Linked DNA regions of Homo sapiens: region 1 is linked to region 2. Evidence: chromatin loops called from intact Hi-C (ENCODE). Cell type or tissue: dorsolateral prefrontal cortex. All regions are shown on one strand. Each heading gives the region's core, and the rest is flanking DNA. Links, peaks and the distances in the headings are about the cores only.

The links. A loop is a pair of places that touch in the nucleus more often than their neighbours do. Peaks named below come from ENCODE experiments on the same cell type or tissue, not always from the same donor. Only the 100,000 strongest peaks of a DNase experiment are listed, where the experiment ranks them.
Region 1: it touches region 2 in a loop (7-fold over the local background); 17 of 110 quality-filtered maps call a loop at or near these places.

What each region holds. Positions count from the first base shown.
Region 1 is chr13:41,539,331-41,542,247 of GRCh38, forward strand. All of the region lies in intron 1 of LOC105370174 (a long non-coding RNA gene), which reads left to right. Among named protein-coding and RNA genes, the nearest start is that of MIR5006, 28 kb to the right of the region's middle. RefSeq lists an enhancer at 657-1,177. In dorsolateral prefrontal cortex, for the core only: no CTCF peak of the experiment used is centred there; no DNase peak of the experiment used is centred there.
Region 2 is chr13:41,466,272-41,469,188 of GRCh38, forward strand. RGCC (regulator of cell cycle) reads left to right here. Exons shown (of 5, transcript NM_014059.3): 3 at 552-659; 4 at 2,505-2,567. Among named protein-coding and RNA genes, the nearest start is that of RGCC, 10 kb to the left of the region's middle. In dorsolateral prefrontal cortex, for the core only: no CTCF peak of the experiment used is centred there; a DNase peak (open chromatin) is centred at 1,498; H3K4me3 peaks cover 2,066 bases; H3K27ac peaks cover 2,500 bases.

The sequences.
Region 1 (2,917 bases), core at 130-2,629, 73 kb after region 2:
GCAGAGTATTTTCTAATTTGGTTCCATTCTCCCCGTCACTTTCAGGTACACCAATCAGACGTAGATTTGGTCTTTTCACATAGTCCCATATTTCTTGGAGGCTTTGTTCGTTTCTTTTTATTCTTTTTTCTCTAAACTTCTCTTCTTGCTTCATTTCATGCATTTCATCTTCCATCACTGATACCCTTTCTTCCAGTTGATCGCATCGGCTACTGAGGCTTCTGCATTCATCACATAGTTCTCGTGCCTTGGTTTTCAGTTCCATCAGGTCCTTTAAGGACTTCTCTGCATTGGTTATTCTAGTTATCCATTTGTCTAATTTTTTTTCAAAGTTTTTAACTTCTTTGCCATTGGTTCGAATCTCCTCCTGTAGCTCGGAGTAGTTTGATCATCTGAAGCCTTCTTCTCTCAACTCGTCAAAGCTATTCTCTGTCCAGCTCTGATCCGTTGCTGGTGAGGAGCTGCATTCCTTTGGAGGAGGAGAGGTGCTCTGATTTTTAGAGTTTCCAGTTTTTCTGCTCTGTTTTTTCCCCATCTTTGTGGTTTTATCTACCTTTGGTCTTTGATGATGGTGACGTACAGATGGGTTTTTGGCGTGGATGTCCTTCCTGTTTGTTAGTTTTCCTTCTAACAGACAGGACCCTCAGCTGCAGGTCTGTTGGAGTTTGCTAGAGGTCCACTCCAGACCCTGTTTGCCTGGGTATCCGGAGCAGTGGCTGCAGAACAACGGATATTGGTGAACTGCAAATGCTGCTGCCTGATTGTTCCTCTGGAAGTTTTGTCTCAGAGGAGTACCCGGCCATGTGAGGTGTCAGTCTGCTCCTACTAGGGGGTGCCTCCCAGTTAGGCTACTCGGGGGTCAGGGACCCACTTGAGGAGGCAGTCTGCCCGTTCTCAGATCTGAAGCTGCATGCTGGGAGAACCACTGCTCTCTTCAAAGCTGTCAGACAGGGACATTTAAGTCTGCAGAGGTTACTGCTGTCTTTTTGTTTGTCTGTGCCCTGCCCCCAGAGGTGGAGCCTACAGAGGCAGGCAGGCCTCCTTGAGCTGTGGTGCACTCCACCCTGTTCGAGCTTCCCAGCTGCTTTGTTTACCTAATCAAGTCTGGGCAACGGCGGGCGCCCCTCCCCCAGCCTTGCTGCCACCTTGCAGTTTGATCTCAGACTGCCGTGCTAGCAATGAGCGAGGCTCCGTGGGCGTAGGACCCTCTGAGCCATGTGCGGGATATAATCTCCTCGTGTGCCGTTTTTTAAGCCCATTGGGAAAGCGCAGTATTAGGGTGGGAGTGACCCGATTTTCTAGGTGCCATCTGTCACCCCTTTCTTTGACTAGGAGAGGGAATTCCCTGACCCCTTTCACTTCCAGGGTGAGGCGATGCCTCACCCTGCTTTGGCTCACGCACGGTGCGCTGCACCCACTGTCTGGCACACCCCAGTAAGATGGCCTGGTACCTCAGTTGGAAATGCAGAAATCACCCGTCTTCTGCATCGCTCACGCTGGGAGCCGTAGACTCGAGCTGTTCCTATTCGGCCATCTTGCACACATGTTCTCATCTGTGAATTTTCTGTCCATGTCCTTTGTCATACACCTATTGGGACATCAATGGATTTTGCTGTTGTTGGTCACTTGGCATGAGTGCATTCAATACAAGTACACTTGGCCTGTCATATATATGGAAAATAATTTTCCTAACTTGCCTGAGTTAAAATTTGGTTGTTGCTGTATTTTGTCTTGCAGAAACCTCCAGTTCTTAAGTGATCATGAAACCTGTTGCTATTTCCTTTTAAACATATTTCCCCTATTCCTTTTGTAGGGCCATTCCAGAGGAAAGAGCTTCTTGCAGTAGACTCTTTCTGAAAATGACTGACTTCTCTGCAAGTCAGGCAACAATAATGATATAGTTCCTAACAGTAAGTGTCAATGCACTTCATCTGATTTGATGAAATTTGGGGGCAAGGACACAGTGGCATACCAAGGGTAGGTGGTGGGAACAGCCTACCCTGCATGCAGGCAATAAAGGAGTGCCTTGTGTGTAGCATCATTAAAAACAGTAATAAAACTGACTACACGTTGGTCAGCTTTTTATTATCACTATATGCTGGTTATTCTAAGCAATGTCCGTGATGAAGTACTTACTCCTTCCCCCCAAACCATTTATTAGTCTAAGTCCTAAACAGTTGCTGCTATTAGTGTTGTCTTTTAGTGATATATGTCCAGGCTTAAAGAGTGCACATTTTATTACTTATGTTTTAATAAGTATGTTTAATTGCCTTCTACATGGAAGTTAATTTGGAACACCTCCAATTACACAGGATATAAGCAGAGTCAGTTGCAGGCTGGTTCCAAGAGTCAGTTTGCAAGGGTGACAATTCAGAATTGTTGGCGCTCACTTCTGGGGCAGTTGGTTCCTTGTACTCCGGATCTACGCCGTATTCCTGTGTTGAATGAGTAGGGTGGAAATGAATGAGGCTAGCTCGGTGAACTGGATTCACTTCAGTTCTGTCTGTCTGGGTGCGAGCCAGTCTCTAAAGCTTTGGAGTTCACTCTTTTGGAAGTGTTTCTTCGTGCATGCCCCCACTTAAAAAAAAACACATTAGGGTAATGATTAATCCATGACTTTTTAATTTTTGTATTGTAATATTTATTTTGCTTTTATTAAAAAGTTTTTACAGGCAAAATTATATATACAAAGTTCAATCCTGCTACTAATTTCTCTGGCCATTAGTATTCATTTCATTTCATTATGACCGAAGATGATTTCATTGTATGTGGGGATGTTGAAGGTAATCTGCTTGAAACTAATACAACAGTTGTGCCACAGCAGGTGTGTTTCCCAGTCTTCACCACAGGGCCTTGTCACATGCAAGCTGGAAGAGCAGGTGGCAGGTATGGTTGTGAAGAAGGGATGGCCAGCAGG
Region 2 (2,917 bases), core at 138-2,637:
CACACACTTTCACACAAACACACACACACACTTTCTCTCTCACACACACACACTCCCTCTCTCCCCTGTCTCGAATCATTTTGGGGGCATAAACATAAAACCTGGAAATCAACCTGTTTTCTAATCTTTTTTTTTGAGACAGAGTCTCACTCTGTCACCCAGGCTGGAGTGCAGTGGTGTGATCTTGGCTCACTGCAAACTCCACCTCCCAGATTCAAGCGAGTCTCCTGCCTCAGCCTCCCAAGTAGCTGGGGCTACAGACACACACCACTATGCCTGGCTAATTTTTGTATTTTTAGTAGAGATGGGGTTTCACCATGTTGGCCAGGCTGGTCTTGAACTCCTCATCTCTGGTGATCCACCTGCTTCAGCTTCCCAAAGTGCTGAGATTACAGCCGTGAGCCACCCCATGCCTGGCTGTTTTCTTTACTATAGAGTTGCAGCTTTGGCTTATTTTGAAGACAAATTGTTGGTTATCAATAGACTATAAAGTGCTAAGTCTATAATCTCATGAGTACTATTTCTAATGAGTATATTTTCCTTCCTGAAAGGTGCAGATTCACTTTATAGGAACAGCTTCAGCTTCAGTGATGAAAAACTGAATTCTCCAACAGACTCTACCCCAGCTCTTCTCTCTGCCACTGTCACTCCTCAGAAAGGTAAGGTCATTAGTTGGAATTTGAGTTTTTTGCTTTTTTATTCCTCTCTCCTTCTCAATCCCTTCTCTGTCCCTTTTATCCCTAAACAATCTTTCTCAAATGTACAAAACAAATAGGTAAGACTAATGTCTTAATACTGTAGAGTATACAGTGGAATTTTTTATTTCTCAGGATTTTAATCAGTGTGAACATGAAATCAGATAATTTGGGGCAGAAAACCTGAAGTCACAGGGAGAAAGAAAATTTGGAGACTAGACTGTTCTCTCTCATGTGATGTAATCAAGACTGTGCAAATGACAGTGTTTCTTAGGAGTCTCCTCCCAGACTTGTTGGTTCTAGAATTTAAAACTCAGCAGTTTGCCTTTGCAGATAGTGGGATTCTTTTTATTGCATTAATTATTTAACCAATGCTTTCAGATGACCAATTTAGCAATTAAATGGGGTTGTCATTATTAGATAAGCTATGATCTAACATGATTTAAAATAGCAGCTCCAGCCTGTCTCTACTGTGGTATTAATAGACCTAAAATGTCTTTAAAGATGCATGAGCAGTTTCTTATTTTTTGGAACTGGTAAAATGTCTCCAGCTAGAGAGTTGAATGTTCTGTTACATTGGACAAGTGCCTTTTTGAAAACAAAAGGAGCTTTTTTTCTTAAGAAAAGTTATACTTGCTGAAAATAGTTGCAGAATGCAATAAAAATGGAACATAGTTAAAAAGAAATGACAATTCCATCACTCTTTTCACTTTGGCAATAAGACAGGACTTCACTCTTTTTTCAGAAGAGGCATTTGAAAGTTCCCTTCTCAACATAGCAACGTTAGCACCCACTGGGAATTCTGCCACTATCCAGCCCTCAGTCTGTAATGAATCAGTTGAATTCAGAGACAGAGCAGTCTAAAAAGTGGCTTAAAACGTGCTCAGATTTGTTACCTGATCCTCAAGAGGTAGGAATTAAAGAGGGAAAAAAAGCCCCTAGTGGCAAATTGACTTAAAAGGCTAAGAACAATTAGCCATTTGTAGCCAGCAGGTGTTAATTAATAAAACTGTCCAGTACTGCATTTCAGGGAAGGCATGAATGATGTGATGAACTCTACAAAAATAAAGTCAGCTATATGAAAAAAATCTCTACATCTCAGGCTCTAGAGAGAACCAAATCAGAATGAGGACTCGTTTCCTTGTGTGGGCACCTGGAGGGGATGAGGCTGTCCTGGGCCCAGAAGACTCATGGCACCTTCCCTGTACCATTTTGATAAGAAACAGTGAACTCTTCATTCATTTCATATTGGAGGAACTCTGAGGGCTGCAGCGTTGCCCTGGGGGGACAGCACAAGCAAGAATGCATCAGAAGGCTAGTGCCGCAGGAATGACACAATCTAGGTGTCTGCTCTGCACAGTGCTATGCTTACTGAATTTTTTGACTAATAACTCATATTCTACACAATACAAAAACCAGACTCCTTTTATCTTCCCTTCCTGCTCCTCACTCTCCTGCAAACATTTAAGACAGTGAAGGAAGATTCCTCTTCTAGGTGAGGGAGAAGTGGGGTGGGATGTTTGGAGAGGGTGGTGATGAACTAAAAAATAAAGAAACACTTAGGCTAGTCTTCAGAATCAGTTTCTGAGTTTACTGTATCAAAACACTGGAGCACACACTTAGGGTTGGCCCAGGACACTCTTCAATAAAAGTCTCTGAAGATAAGGAGGTAGATGTAAAATAGAAATAATCCATTCTATAACTCTGGAAGTTCCAACTTCCTGGAAAACTCAATATGGAGTCATCAGCTGTCTTTGTTATGGAAACTGAACTCTCTCTCTCTCTCTCTCTCCCTCTCCTGTTTCACAGCTAAATTAGGAGACACAAAAGAGCTAGAAGCCTTCATTGCTGATCTTGACAAAACTTTAGCAAGTAAGTACATGTCTGATATTAAAAACAAAAAAACAAAAAACTAACAGACACTTCTGATAAAGTGTTGTAATGTTAACCAGCTTGCCCTGGGGCAGAAAGTTTCATCCTAAGCCTTCTATAGGTTTAGAAACAGGACCCTAGGCCGGGGCAGTGGCTCACGCCTGTAATCCCAGCACTTTGGAAGGCTGAGGTGGGTGGATTACCTGAGGTCAGGAATTCAAGTCCAGCCTGGCCAACATGGTGAAACCCAATCTCTACTAAAAAATACAAAAATTAGCTGGGCATGGTGGCGCACACCTGTAGTCCCAGCTTCTTGGGAGGCTGAGGTAGGAGAATCACTTGAACCCGGG